2 separate regions of the Homo sapiens genome follow, and region 2 is linked to region 1. Evidence: chromatin loops called from intact Hi-C (ENCODE). Cell type or tissue: heart left ventricle. All regions are shown on one strand.

Region 1 (8,000 bases):
GGTCTGGGCTCCCCAATGGGCCACAGCTCTTCTCTCCCTCTCTCTTCTCTCCTTCTTGTCACCTGCAATGTGGCAAGCAAGAGGCATGTTTCAGCCCTGTTTGTGTTACAGCTCTTTTAGCCCTGCCATTTGGTGGGTCCCAAGTTCTTGTCCTGTGTCCAGAAAGAATGAGGTATGCAGACAAATGGAGGGTGAGCAAGGCAAAAAGGAGCTTTATTGAGTGACAGTATAGCTCAGAGGAGACCGGCATTGGGTAGCTCCTCTCCACAGGCAAGATGTCCTGATGAGCATTCAGCTCACAGCAGAGAGGAGAACCTGGAGTGGGTAGCTCCTCTCTGCAGCTAGTCGTCCCATTGTATCTTCAGCTCTCAGCCAACAGGAGTCCCTGGGGTCGGTAGCTCCTCTCCACCACTGGTAGTCCTGTCATCTCCCCAAGTCTGCCTGAGTCTGGGGTTTTTATGGGCTTCAGAGCAGAGGACGTGCATGCTGATTGGTCCATGGGCAGCCATGGGCAGGCCCAGGAAAAGCACCACAAGTTTCCACTCTGGTCCATGGGACCAACAGCCTGGCCATCAGGCTTCAGGCTCTCCCCAGCTTGAAGGTGGAGCTTCACTGGAGACCTGCCCTCTTCCGCCCAGGAGCCTCTCTGCCTCTTGCTGCAGCTCATGGCATGCCAGGCTGTTTGTGCGGAAGGGCGCCTGCAGACCAGCAATGAGCTGCCCTCAGCCCCCACCTCAGCCTCCCTCTCGTACTGATCAGTGCCCAAAGTCCAGAGGGGGCCAAGGCAGCAGGGGGCTGCTGTGTCACAACCTGGCTGGGCTGTGACAGCACCCAGGCTTGACCCCAACCTTGCTCCAAGATCGGAGTGGGTGCCAGGAGCAGAGAGAGTCCAGGAAGTGGGAACAGACACCTCTGAGTCTGCAGGGGCAGGGGGGCCCTTCCTGGCCCCAGAGAGTGCAGAGATGCCTGGGTCTGCAGCTGCAGTTTGGGCAGCTGCGGCTGCGCCCAGGAGGGTGGGGCTCTTGCCTGCTTCCTGCAGAGACAAGAACTTAACTTTTCACTGTGACTTTTTGTAACCTGAATGCTTTGGCCTAGTTAAAAGATAATTATCTATTTTAAATGTAGACAGATATAGTGACTCTAAAATCAAGACAGGTTAGTTAAGCCATCCCAGTATGAAATTCGCCTTGTGCCTGCATTTGGGGGAGTAAATTCCAAAACAGGCTGTTCTTCAGCACTGGAATCTTTCCTTGATATCATAACTGCAATTCGTTTAAGTTGCTTTGTAAAGAGAATCCAATCATGTAGAGACTTATTGAACTTAGTGGGCAGGGTAACAAATGAGAGAACACTTGTCATATGTAAAGCTCCATGCCTCTAACTAGGAAAGAAAAAAATCTACTTTGTGGTTCAGAGGTGACAAATGCAATAAGTTTCTAATGTGGTTTCCACTATGCAGTCTTACTGCTCTCATGATTTTTAGGTCTTTGGTCTGGGAGGATAGGGATGGGAGGACGGAATAATTAGATGATTCTCCACTCCAGAATAGATGCTGCAAGTTGGTGTGTCCCAAATGTCAGTGGGACATACATATCTCTGGGGTTACATAAGGGGATTTTAGGTGCTCCTTGGCATTTCCTAAGTATGATCTGCCTTTCATGGTGACCCTTTTCCTCTACTGCCCTTTAGGGGAAAGGGCTTGCCAGTTCTGGACAAGGCCAGCAGAGAGAAACATGCTTGCAGGACTACTCAGAATGGTGGCTTCTTCTGCTAATGGAGGCCTGGTGAGAAAAGACTGTCTCAACACCTCAGTCAGGGTCAGCGGAGGAGTGACCTTCCCTGCCCCAGGGCCAGTTCGATGTGTGAGCCTTGGAGCTGATGGAGGGAGGGAGAAGGCATCATGCTACCTGCCTCCTCTGGGTCTGATGCTGCAAGTGATGGTGCAGTTGGATATGTGGAAAATGTTATCCTAGATGATGTATAATTCTCTGCAAATTATAAAGCTTAAGGTAATCATATACCACTCTACAACTCATTTAAATGAGTTGAATATTGGTTGAATACATTTCTTTTTCTCTTTTTTTTTTTGAGACAGAGTTTTGCTCTGTCACCCAGGCTGGAGTGCAGTGGCACGATCTCAGCTCACTGTAACCTCCGCCTCCTGGGTTCAAGCGATTCTCCTGCCTCAGCCTCCCAAGTAGCTGGGACTACAGGCATGTGCCACCACTCCTGGCTAATTTTTGTATTTTTAGTAGAGACAGGGTTTCATTATGTTGGCCAGGCTGGTCTCAAACTCCTGACTTCAGGTGATCCATCCGCCTCAGTCTCCCAAAGTGCTGCGATTACAGGCGTGAGCCACCGCGTCTGGCCAGAATACATTTCTTAAATTATTTTCAGATACCTTCCCAGAACCTGTCAAGTTATGAGAAGGCTCAGGGCTACTGAGCTGATAGTCTCAAGTTTTCTATATTGGTCACATAACATTAACTACTTAACCACCTAGGTTCCGGGCTGTCTACTTATTTCAGACTCATGTTTCTGAAATAAACATGGCTCTCTTTCTATGGCCCTGGCCTCAGGCTTGCTGCTGGCCATTTTCAACCAAAGTTCCCTCTGTAGTGCTGTTCTGCGGACAGCAACAGAACAGATATCATCAGGCAGGGGCAGTGACAGCCAGATATTAAGAGATGACCAGCCCTGGCTGGGCGCTGTGGCTCACACCTGGAATCCTAACATTTTGGGAGGCCAAGGCAGGTGGATCACCTGAGGTCAGGAGTTCGAGACCAGCCTGGCCAACATGGTGAAACACCATCCCTACTAAAAATACAAAAATTAGCCAGATGTGGTGGCATGCACCTGTAGTCCCAGCTGCTCAGAAGGCTGAGGCAGGAGAATTGCTTGAACCTGGAAGGCGGAGGTTGCAGTGAGCTGAGATTGTGTCACTGCACTCCAGCCTAGGCAAGAGAACGAGGCTCCATCTTAAAAAACAAACAAACAAACAAACAAACAAACAGAGATGACCAGCCCAAAGGTAATGAACAGACAAGGGAGTTGAAAGTTACCAAAGAGACACACGGATCAAGTCTGCAGAAGACAGAGCGTAGAGTCCTGGATTAGATGATAGAATCCAGATTCAATGAGGGCTCAGTTAGCTAGAATGTGAGTCCAAACTGACAAGAGGAAAATTTAAAGGAATACAATTTTACCTGCTTTTGCTTTTGGTATCACCATGCCATAGGCATTGATGGAAGACACTTGGCCTGGGAGCAATTTTATGTGAAAAATATCTTGGGGTTTCGATCAGACAACCCAAATGTAAGCCTGGACTGTTAATACAGGACTAAGGAGAATGGGATATAATGAATCTCTTGAACTCTTTTTTGTTTTTTTTTCCAGACAGGGTCTCACTCTGTTACCCAGGCTGGAGTGCAGTGGCCCGATCTTGGCTCACTGCAGCCTTGACTTCCCAGGCTCAAGGGATCTGCCTGCCTCGGCCTCCCAAAGTGCTGGGATTATAAGCATGAGCCACTGTGCTCGGCCTGGATTCCTTGAATACTACACTTCAGACTACACCTGGGATATTTGGGTCCTGGTCTGACTATAATGACTGAGATGAGATATGAGCAGAAGGTATACAGATCCTCTTTCCTGGTCACCCATTTCCCACATGCTGTTGAGCGTCAGCTGCTAACCCTCCTGAGAACTGCCCTTGCCCAAATGGGAACCACTTCACTCAGGAAGGTTTCCTCGAACACCCCTCACCCCCAGAGCCAATGACTGAGTGTCACAGTATACAAGACTGAACCCCTTGCCTCAAGGTGAGACTCACTCTGTAGCACCACTCAGGATCCAGAGCTCCCCGTGGCATCAGGCTGGGCTGGTCTCTGGCTAAACTGCATCCTTGCTTAGCTCCGCCCTCTTGCCCATCCTGTTTCCCTGGCTTCCCTACAGGTTTCCCCTGTGGCCACTCCCCAGTAAATCACTTGCACCAGCATCCCTGTCTCAGATCCTGGATGATGAATGAAGGCTCTGGGAATCATTCAGGGAGAGATAAAGAAGCTAAAATATTTAGGAAAAAAGATTTAGGGAAATATGATAAGCAGCTGCCTTCAATTTTTTTTTTTTTTTTAGAATTAGAGGGCTGGGTGCAGTGGCTCACACCAGTAATCCCAACACTTTGGGAGACCAAGGCAGGAGGATTGCTTGAGCCCAGGAGTTTAAGACCAGTTTGGGCAACATAGCTAGACCCTCTCTCTACAAAAAATAATTTTAAAAATCAGCCAGGCAGGACAGGTATGGTGGCTTACATCTGCAATCCCAGCACTTTGGAAGACTGAGGCAGATGGATTACTTAAGGTCAGGAGTTCAAGAATAGCCTGGGCAACATGGCGAAACCTCATCTCTACTAAAAATACGAAAATTAGCCAGCGTGTTGGTGCACGCTTGTAATCGCAGCTGCTTGGGAAGCTGAGACAGGAGAATCACTTGAACCTGGGAGCTGGAGGTTGCAGTGAGCCAATATTGTGCCACTGTACTCTAGCCTGGGTGACAGAGTGAGACTCTGTCTCAAAAATAATAATAATAATAATAAATTAGCCAGGCGTGGTGGCACACACCCATGGTCCTAACTACTTGAGAGGCTAGCTAGGAGCTAGCCCAGGAGTTTGAAGCTGCAGTGAACTATGATCACGCCATTGCACTCCAGCCTAGGCAACAGACCAAGATCCTGTCCCCACCCCCCCCCAAAAAAAATTAGAAAGTAGAAAAAGAATTGTATAGAAATGGAATAAAAGCAGAATTTGACTCAGTTTCAGAAAGAACTTTCTAATAAGCAAAGCTTTACACCATAGGTATAGCCTGTCTTGTAGAATAATTGGAAACCTGTCATCGGAAATATTTACACAGAATCCAGAGGACCTTCCTACATCATCTGGTGAGTCACTGGACTGACCAAAGGCACACTGTGAATGTTATTACTCCAAGTGGCCACAAGATGGCAGCAGCAGAGAACGTCCCACAGGTGATTAAGTAGAAAATTCTAGTTTCCAGAATTTTTTTTTTTTTTTTTTTTTTGAGACAGAGTCTCACTCTGTTGCCCAGGCTGGAGTGCAGTGGCACAGCCTCGGCTCACTGCAACCTCCACCTCCTGGGTTCAAGCGATTCTCCTGCCTCAGCCTCCCGAGTGGCTGGGATTACAGGCGCCCACGACCATGCCCCGCTAATTTTTGTATTTTTAGTAGAGATGGGGTTTCACTATGTTGGCCAGGCTGGCCTCGAACTCCTGGCCTCAGGTGATCCACCCGCCTCAGCTTCCCAAAGTGCTGGGATTACAGGCATGAGCCACTACGCCCAGCCGTTTCCACAAATTTGATTCCAAACTCTAACCATGATGATAGGTGTTATGTCCATTATTATAAGCCCTTATAGATTTATGATACACAAAACTGAGAAAGTAAAAACATTTCCCCCAAATTTGTATCTTACTATTAGAAAAAAAGGAAACTGAAGGCCGGGTGAGGTGGATCATGCCTGTAATCCCATCACTTTGGGAGGCTGAGGCAGGTGGATCACCTGAGGTCAGGAGTTCCAGACCAGCCTGGGCAACATGGCAAAACCGTCTCTCTACTAAAAATACAAAAATTAGCCAGGCATGGTGGTGCACACCTGTAATCCCAGCTACTCAGGGGGCTGAGGCAGGAAAATCGCTTGAACCCAGGAGGCGGAGGTTGCAGTGAGCCAATATTATACCACTGCACTTGGGCAACAGAGCAAGACTCTGTCTCAAAAAAAAAAAAAAAAAAAAAAAGAATCTCAGAGGTAGAAAGAGGTAAGCCCTGATCAGTGAGGTTTATCCTGATTCAGAGAAAATGTGCTTCTTACATTCTGATCATGATGCTACTTCCATCTGACTGCACAATTTCCAGGCCCAATCATTGTGTACCTTCCAAGAGAGGGAGTCTGTATTTGAAATAGCCTCAATAATGAGGCCACACATTAGGCTCAGCCTATGTTGGCTTATGGTTCTCACAGAAAAAATTATCCACACTGCTAGTCTTCTTCCTGCACCAACCTCAAAGTCTACAGAAAGATGTCCCAGCACTGGGAGCTTGAATAACACCTCTACTGGGGAACCGAAATATACCAGTGATTCAATGAAGCAGATTAATATCAGAGTTCTGTTTGCAACCCTGAGGCCAGTCAATCCTACCAGCCCTTGCCTCCATCTGTGGTAGCCAGCCTCCAAGATGGCCCCCTATGATCTTTTCCTCCTGATATCTATGCCCTTGTATCATCCCCATCACACTGAATCATGGCTAGTCTGTGTGAATGACAAGATATGTAGAAGTAATGGTGCATTTCTTCTAAGACTAGGCCATTAAAGACACTTGCAGCTTCTTCTGCCATTCTCTCTTGGATCATTCACTGTGGAGGAAACCAGCTGCCATATTGTGAGGACACTCAAGCAGCCCTATGGAGAGGTCCTCATGGGGAAGAACTGAGGCTTCCTGCCAATGGCCAGCAGTTTGCCAACCACATGAGGTCCTCTAGCCCCATTCAAGCCTTCAGATGGCCACAGCCCCAAGTAACATCATAAGAGACCCCAGGTCTAAACTGCCCAGATCTGCTTCTCCTGAATTCCTGACGCACTGAATCTGAGTTAATGTTTATTTTTGTTTTAAGCTACTATGTTGTTTTGTTTTGTTTGTTTTTGAGACAGGGTCTTGCTCCAGGCTAGAGTGCAGTGGCACAGTCTCGGCTCACTGCAACCTCCACCTCCTGGGTTCAAGTGATTCTCATGCCTCAGCCTCCCAGTGAGCTGGGATTACAGGCACTTGTCACCACACACAGCTAAATTTTTTGTATTTTTAATAGAGATGTGGTTTTGCTATGTTGGCCAGGCTGGTCTTGAACTCCTGCCCTCAAGTCATCTATCTGCCTCGGCCTCCCAAAGTACTGGGATTTACAGGTGTGAGCCACTGGGCCCGGCTTAAGCTACTAAGTTTTAAAGTAATTTGATATGCAGCAATAGGTAACTAATACAACACCCAAAATGCCACCATCCCTGACCATATACACTCTCTTCTCACTTTCCTCTCTATACTCTGGCCACTCTCCTTACTATTCTGGTTAAGTAATAATAACCTGCTAACTTTGAAACTTAATAGATATTTTCCAGACCTTGCATTACTGCATCTCTCTGCATAATTTTTACGATGGGAAGAATCTTCTTGAAAATTCCTATTCTCTGACTTCCTTGACACTGTTCTGACCTGGCTCTCCTGATTTTCTCATTCAGGTCTTCCTGTCTGAATGAGAAAATCATTCAGGTTTTCTCCTGAATTGTTCTCCTGAATGATTTTTTCATTCACGTCTTTCTCCTTCAAAGATGCTCCTCTTCCACATGCTACCTAAAATGTTGGCCTTGCATCAAATTCGATTCCTGTTCTCTCCTTTTGACCCTGAACCAACTCCTTGGGTTATCTTGCTGTTCCCCTAGCTCCAATGACCATCACTTCGAAGATGACCACCAAATCCATCTCTCCAGCCCACATTGCACTCCTGAACCTCATACCCTTAAATCCACCTACCCACAGGCAGTGGTGTGCTGGAGCCTGCTCACACCAACTTGTGAGAGCCAACAGTGCACATCTCTTCTCAACTCTATATTTAGCAATGCCACATTGGCAGCTTGAATACCAACGGTGGGAGTGTTGATGTTGTGGAATTCAACAAATGCTGCAAATCGGAACTTTTTCCACTGAGAGCCAGTTGATAAACATTTACCAGCACACCACTGCTCTTACCAGATGCTTCTGCCTTCTGTGTCCCATAAATACCTCAATTCAACATGTCCCAAGCATGTCCCAAAATGTATTTTCTCATTCATTCAAAAATACTGGCTGAGCGTGTTGGCTCACGCCTGTAATCCCAACACTTTAGGAGGCTGAGGCAGGTGAATCACCTGAGGTCAGGACTTCAAGACCAGCCTGGCCAACACG
Region 2 (8,000 bases), 190 kb after region 1:
GTTGTTATGGTGAAAGATTGGAGGAAAAACACAGCAACCAAATATGATGAGTGGTATCCCCAGGGTTCCTGATTTCCATATCAAATGCATTCACTGCAAACCAGGGCTTCTGATGTACTGGCCATGATCAGTGGAGTACAAGGCACAATCTAAGAAGCAGAAAGATGGTGGTTCCATGGGCCAAAAAGTCAGGAGCCAGTGTGACCTGCTGGTGGCAGGGAGAGAAGGTATTCTGATAACCCTATGAAAACAGGGAGCAGCAAGGAACCCACCAAGCTGGTGTCATGCACCAATGGACAAGGGCAGGCCCTCTGATCCTTCTGAAAACATACTGGTCAGGACTTAAGCAGAGTTCCACTGGAAAAAAAATGTAATCTAACAAAATGAATCTGACTAACCCAGGATAAGACAAGGAGGCATGCTGAGAGGTTCTTCTCCCCATGGAGCCACAGACTCCATGATCTCTGGCCAACCCCTTGGACCTCAACTGGGACAGAGCAAATGGCAATCACTCTGGGCTAGGCAATGTGCTCTCCATCTTCATTTCACACTTTGGGCCTTTCTTCCCACTCCCCACCAGCCAAACCATTTCCAGGTCCTAGCAAATCTACATACTCAACTATTAGTGAATGGGGCTACTTCCTGTGTCTCAAGTCCCTCACCACTTCTCCCAAATCACTGTAGGCTTCCATCTTGCTCCTCTCCAATCCATTCTGATATTGCAACCAGGGAGCTCTTCATAAAATGCAAATAAGATCCCATCCATTCCCACCAAATTGAAATCTAAACTCTTTAATATCCTGATGAAAACCTCTCTATTTGGCCTGAATTCTGCAGCCTCAACTCCATCACCGCCACTTGCCCTAACAGATCCATACTCAGACCCCAGCACAGCTTAACCCCAGCTGCACATGACAGTACCTGGGGAGGGTTTTAAACAATCCTGATGCCCAGACCCCACCACCCAAGAATGATTTATTGTTTTAGGGAGGGCCCAGACACTGGAATTTTCTAAAAGTTTCCCAGGTAATTCTAATGGCAGCCAGGGTAGAGAACACTGGACCCACTGCACTCAACTTTCAGATCCTCAAACACATATTCTCTTGCGCCTCCAGGCCTTTATCCTTGCCATTTCCTCTGCCAGAAACACTCTTTTCATTCCCCCTCCCCTTTGGCCCAGCAAATTCCTATTTAGCCTTTGGGTCCCAGCCTCCATGTCTCTTCCCTCCCTTTCCTAACTGCCAAAGTCCAGGACAAGGGCCCCTGCTATATTCTCCCGAGTCTGTTTTTCTCTCCCATGGGATATATTCTCTAGCAGACCATGAGCGCTTCTGTGGAAGGCAGCAACATCTATGCTGCATCCCTGGGCACCCAACACAGTGTGTGTCTCAGATAGGAGTCTCAATGCACATGTGCAGAGGGAGGCAGAATAAAAGGATCAGTAAAGGGGCACTGAGCTTAAGTGAGCAATGGGAACAGATATCAAACCAACTAAGAGTTACTGGGCATTTCCTGTGTATCATAGTGCTCCAAGAGCCTTACCCACGCTAGACATGTTAACCCACTGGGGGCATGTGTGGCCTCATCTCATCCATGGGCACTATAAGGCATAGGGACTTATGGCCTCTATAAGACCTAGGGCTCATGTTGGTACCAGGAGTCAATCAATAACGGAGGAACAAGGGTTGGTTTCCAGACAGAACTTCTTCCTCCCACCTGCCACATATCCCTTTCAGGTCTCACCAGTAGGAACCTTTCTCTCTGCATCAACAATCTCCAGATGTGTGGGTTCCAAGGCTGGTGGGGCTGCCCTAACTGGGTTTAATCTCACCGCTTAGTGCCCATGCCACCTCCATCTAGATTCTTTCCAGGTAGGTAACTGTCAGTGTCCTTCCGAGAAGCATTCATCTGCTTGGGAATTTTAAGTTTTCTGTGAAGTAGGGTTTCACAGTTCCAGTTTTTGCTTCTAGGATCCAGCATAATTTAATGGAGAAAATATTTATATTCCTATTTTGTAGTTTCAGTGTGCTTATGATGAACATCTTCACCATGATTAAAGGGCTGCCCACAATCACATCATCTCAGGACCAGGAGTATATTGGAGAACATTTTATCCAACCTGCTTATCTTATAGATAGGAAAACTGAGAACTCAGGTAAGTGAAGTGACTTAGAATAATAAGCACTTAGAACCTGTACCAGACACTTTCTGTTCACTGACTGCTTGTAACTGTCCCTGGATTTGGGGATGACACATTCCTTCATTACTGAGGGGGATATGGAGGCCAGGGAAGGCTAGTCACACGGCTGGTAACCCAGGTCTGTCCAACAGTAGAGCCTCCGCTCTTTCCACTCTTCCTGCTGCCTCCCTGGGGCCCAGACCCTCCACTGCACCCTGTGTAGGTGGGAGTAGCCTCCTCCTGAACATCTCCAGTGAAGAGCACATTGAAGAGGCACCCTATTCTGTTTTCAGACAGCTCGTTTTCCTAGGAAGTTGGTCTAAGGTTCCAGATGGAGGCAAAGTGAGGAAGTGAGCTCAGGCCTTATGACTCTAAGCCTAGGAACAACAGCACAATACCTTTATAACTAGGTTCAAAGAAGAAAATGTTAAAACTATCCAGGTAATACTTGCAAAGAAAGTTCCTAAATAACAGGCAAAAATCTGGGCTCTCACGTCTGGCCGGGCACATTTCAAAGGCCCCAGAGAAGTAGCTGGATGAGAAGCGCCCTGACCTGGGTGAAGTACATCCTGGAGGAATTGGAGCCCAGGAGCTTGCTCTCGATGTGCTGCTGCACCCGCTCCAGGATGCTCTCCTCGTGCAGGAAGTGAACTTCATGCTTTGTGGGGTGCACATTAACATCCACATTCTGGGGACTGATTTCTAAACTGTCAGGAAAATAAGAGAGAACAATTACCTTAGATAGTGGGAGGGGGAGAAAAAGCCCACATATGGTGTATGTGGTGGCCAGAAGATTTGAGGCCAGATGACACAGTGGTCAAAACCTCAGGATCGAGTCTGAGTGTGTTCAAATATTGGCACTGCTACTTAAGAGCTGTGTAGCTTTGCGTAAGTTACATCATCTTTCTTTGCCTCAGTCTCTTCATTTGTAAAGTGGATATAACAGAATTACCTATCTCACAGGTTTATGGCGGGAATTAAATTCATGCCAAGTGGCCGGGCGTGGTGGCTCACGCCTGTAATCCCAGCATTTGGGGAGGCCGAGGCGGGTGGATCACAAGGTCAGGAGATCGAGACCATCCTGGCCAACATGATGAAACCACGTCTCTACTAAAAATACAAAAATTAGCTGGGCGTGGTGGCGCATGCCTGTAATCCCAGGTACTCGGGAGGCTGAGGGAGGAGAATCCCTTCAACCAGGGAGTCAGAGGTTGCAGTAAGCCGAGATCGTGCCACTGCACTCCAGCTTGGCGACAGAGCAAGACTCCATCTCAAAAAAAAAAATTAATGCCATGTGCTTTATATGTATCTGCCACATACAATGTATGTTAACTGTAATTACTGTCATTTTAGAACTAGTGGAATTCTTTGTGTGACCTTGGGCAAGTCACTTAACTTCTTAGGATCTGTTTTCTCATCTGCAGCCATGAATAAGTCCCCTATTATGTAAAGAAACAATATATATAAGAACACTTTCTATCCATAAAATGTAGTCATAAAAGTCAGTTTAGAGGCTATGCTAGCTATCAATTTATCGCCTCAGCTCTGAGTCCATCTTTCATTGCTTGCTCTGTGATAATGGAGGTTTGCAATGTAAAGCTTTGCCAGTATAAGGTGCTAGAGGGACTCAGCAGGAAGAAAGGGTTTCTATGCCAGGTTAGGGTGCACTCCTATCAGACTTCAAGTTCTTTAGCACAAGTGGCCAGCAGCATGTGCCCTCTTCTCATGGGCAGTTTTCCCCAGCATCCCCTCAGAGTGGTACTGGGGAGCGCCTCATTGACTTTACCTCGCAGCAAGCCAGTTACATTCTCTTCAATAAGGTCTGCATCTCAGTGAGTAGGTGGGGGAGTGTGGTGAGGGGATGGTATCTCAGCCATAGGAGGAAATGGTTGTTCTTTATATCTGCTGTTCCTATCTCTTCACCTCTTACTATCTAATCCCCTATTACTCTAATCTCCTGTTTATAATTCTTTATTCAACTACTCAAATTGTTGCATGGTTTCTATCTCCTGTTTGGACCCTGATTAATATGGAGATGGAACAAGGTGATAACTTGACCAGTTTATTACTTTGCAAGGGAAAACATGAAAACACTTAATCTAAAACTAACTTTAGGCTGGGTGCAGTGGCTGAGGCCTGTAATCCTAACACTTTGGGAGGCCAAAGTGAGAGGATCACCTGAGGTCGGGAGTTCAAGACCAGACTGGCCAACATGGTAAAATCCATCTCTACTAAAAATACAAAAATTAGCTGGGCGTGGTGGTGCACACCTGTAATCCCAGCTACTCGGGAGGCTGAGGCAGGAGAATTGCTTGAACGCGGGAGGTGGAGGTTGCAATGAGATGAGATTGTGCCACTGCACTCCAGCCTGGGTGACAGAGCAAGACTCCATCTCAAATAAAAAATAAAACTACCTTTTACCACAATTTCTATGCTCTCCCCCTTTCAATCAAAATGAAAACAAGGATAATTAGGATATGAAATAGACAAATTAGTAGCAGACCCAGAAATAATAGAAAGAAATCCTCCATAAGTCAGCTCTGGACTATAAACTCCTTTAGAGCAGGGGTACCTCACATTTATTCTGTATTTCAAATACCTACTATGGGGTTTGGTCTATTTAATGCAAGTGCTAAACTATTTACGACTGCTAAATTAATTACATCAACATCTGGGCAATCAACAGTGGATATGTTAAGACAAGAACCTCCACAGAACAGAACCCAGTCTTTTTTTTTTTTTTTTTGAGATGGAGTCTCGCTCTGTCGCCCAGGCTGGAGTGCAGTGGTACAGTCTCAGCTCACTGCAACCTCCACCTCCTAGGTTCAAGCGATTCTCCTGCCTCAGCCTCCCGAGTAGCTGGGACTACAGGCGCCCGCCACCATGCCTGGCTAATTTTTGTATTTTTAGTAGAGACAGGGTTTCGCCACGTTGGCCAGGCTGGTCTCAAACACCTGACCTTGTGATCCACCCACCTCAGCCTCCCAAAGTGCTGGGATTTACAGGTGTGAGCCACTGTGCCCGGCTGATTGTCTTTTATGGAAGATGAACAGTAGCTGTTGTGGCTTCCCAACTGACCCCAGCAGAAGTAATATTTAGAGCCTCTAGAGCACATCTGTTTCCACTCCGCCTACAAGCTATCAGCACCTCCTGATGGGGTGAGGCATGGCATTCCTTTTATTGCTAACGCAGAGCCTGGCATATAGGAGGCTCTTAGTGAGGTTCTGCTAAATTAGTGAATAAATGAAGGAAAACTGTGCCTTGTACCTGTAAGAAGGGACAGAACATCCTTTTGCCAGTGGTGTATGGGATTCACTCTGATTGTACTATTAGCATGCTCATCTCTTTCAAAGAGGAGAGCCTGATAGAACATCTGTTCCTTGTGAGTCTTGGTTGAGGAGTTTGGTGCTACATTACCTGAGGTACAGGAATGGGTGTGTGTTTTTGGGCAAATAGGCTGCATACACTGTTTCTATGGCTTTTCTCAAGGAAGTTGATTCTACCAGACGATCTAAACAATAAAAAGAAAGCAACCAGTTCAAAACTGTCCTGAGGGGTGAGGTCACAGGTGTACATTCACACAAAGTCATGAAATCACCTCAGGAAAGACATTTCTGTAGTGATATGCACATCACATCCCCAGGAAGAAAGGTGCACCTTTACCTGTCGCCACTTTCCAGCCCACTATCTTACTATCGGCTTGGGACTGTTTTACTTCAGCCAAGTAATAGAAAACATGATAAGGCAGTACATTCTCCCTCCTCACTTCCCTTTGCCCCCATTAGCTCATGTGGACTAACTGTGCTCTTTCTGGGCACAGTGGGAAATATGATGTCAGCCCTCAGACTTTTCATTCTGCAAATACATACTGCATATCACACACACCAAGTGCTGGGAGACAACATGCTGATAAATAAACTAATTCCAACCCCAAGTGGCCAGCACTATTATAGACGTGTGTGTGTGCTAAATAGTGAGCCAACTCTTCCGGTTCTAGGTGCTTCGGGAGCCGCGGCTTAAGGTGTAGACATGGCGAAGTCCAAGAACCACACCACACACAACCAGTCCCGAAAATGGCACAGAAATGGTATCAAGAAACCCCGATCACAAAGATACGAATCTCTTAAGGGGGTGGACCCCAAGTTCCTGAGGAACATGCACTTTGCCAAGAAGCACAACAAGAAGGGCCTAAAGAAGATGCAGGCCAACAATGCCAAGGCCATGAGTGCACGTGCCGAGGCTATCAAGGCCCTCGTAAAGCCCAAGGAGGTTAAGCCCAAGATCCCAAAGGGTGTCAGCCGCAAGCTCGATCGACTTGCCTACATTGCCCATCCCAAGCTTGGGAAGCGTGCTCGTGCCCGTATTGCCAAGGGGCTCAGGCTGTGCCGGCCAAAGGCCAAGGCCAAGGATCAAACCAAGGCCCAGGCTGCAGCTCCACCTTCAGTTCCAGCTCAGGCTCCCAAAGGTGCCCAGGCCCCTACAAAGGCTTCAGAGTAGATATCTCTGCCAACATGAGGACAGAAGGACTGGTGTGACCCCCTACCCCCGCCCCTGGGCTACCATCTGCATGGGGCTGGTCCTCCTGTGCTATTTGTACAAATAAACCTGAGGCAGGAAAACAAAACAAAACAAAACAGTGAGCCGAGAGAGCAACTAACTTTGCTCAGGAAGTTCTGACGGTGGAGTAGCCATACTGAGTTTTCCAGAATTTCAGGCAGTACAAGTGTCAATGCATATTCAAGGTAATTTAGGAAATGAGGCTGGTTTGAAGAGGGTAGAAAGCAATAAAGGCAGAAAAAAATAAGACTAAAATCAGGGGAAGATGTATTTTCAGGAAACAGCTCTCCTTTCTCTCTGAACAGATTTAGATGACCTGCTGATTATCTGTTGTCCTGTGTTGCTGTAGACAAGGATACGTCAAATCTTTTTATTTCCAACAGGAAAAGTGGTTGTGACTTTATCAATGAAGAGACTAACATCCTCTGAGTGCTGACCATATCCATGGCCCCATCATTAATGTCACTGTACTCTGTAACACGTGTCCTGACCACACAGGCCTGGAGCAGGCATGGGCACCTGACAAAAGGACAGCTGGAGCCCCTCTACTGAGAATTCTGAACTTGAGATGCGCCAAAGGAGTGGTCTTTGTCCCTGCCACCTGAGTGCGCCTGCACAGTGTAGATAAATGAATGGCATGCGTAAGAGCTTGACCTTTCTTTGCTACTGGGAACTTGGTATTGTGAACACACTAGCTAATGATAATGCAGAGGCTGTGGTAAGCAGCCCCAACAGAAACACGGACAGAGGCCAGTCAGGCAGCACCTACAGTGAATTTTTTGTCTGCTTTATAGCCAGCATGTGTGTTACAAAGCAGTTATTCTTCATGGTTAGGAAAAAAACTAATGAAAAACATTTTCTGAGCCTTGATTAAAACAAGCTTTGTTATATATCAGGTGTAAGTCCTTCCTAATAAAATAGGAAAAACCCTGCTAATAGACATCAGTTTAACAGAATGTGGTTGTAAAATGACTGGCTCTGTCCTTACTGTTCCTGTATTGCTTTGAACAACTGCTGTAAAACATGCATATTTTGAAACATTTACAGCTGGTTAGCAGTCTAAATGGAAGGAGGGAATATTCCATTTCCAACAGCAAACAAGCAAACAAAACAAAAACTATAAAATTATTATGAAATGCTTTAAAATAAAGATAAGTAACCTATAGGATAAAAATGATGAAAACTGAAAACACGGAAATGGAAAGATTCATCTTATTTCTGGATGGAAAACAAAAAATTCAGACTGTGTTTGGGATTACTTGTT

What was found. Hi-C counts contacts between places; a loop is a spot of excess contacts. Peaks named below come from ENCODE experiments on the same cell type or tissue, not always from the same donor. Only the 100,000 strongest peaks of a DNase experiment are listed, where the experiment ranks them.
Region 2: a loop joins it to region 1, with 16 times the contacts of the local background. A loop is called at or near these places in 79 of 110 quality-filtered maps.

Annotation. Positions count from the first base shown.
Region 1 is chr3:37,210,175-37,218,174 of GRCh38, reverse strand. LOC124909483 reads right to left here and starts at 1,660. Exons shown (of 2, transcript XM_047449431.1): 1 at 1,591-1,660; 2 at 186-1,053. The coding sequence starts at 1,660. The coding sequence ends at 362. In heart left ventricle, a CTCF peak has its summit at 4,993 (motif pointing right); a DNase peak (open chromatin) is centred at 4,988; H3K27ac peaks cover 168 bases.
Region 2 is chr3:37,015,196-37,023,195 of GRCh38, reverse strand. MLH1 (mutL homolog 1) reads right to left here. Exons shown (of 19, transcript NM_000249.4): 10 at 5,597-5,690; 11 at 2,733-2,886. It also overlaps the pseudogene RPL29P11. Among named protein-coding and RNA genes, the nearest start is that of MLH1, 26 kb to the right of the region's middle. In heart left ventricle, no CTCF peak of the experiment used is centred here; no DNase peak of the experiment used is centred here; H3K27ac peaks cover 3,477 bases.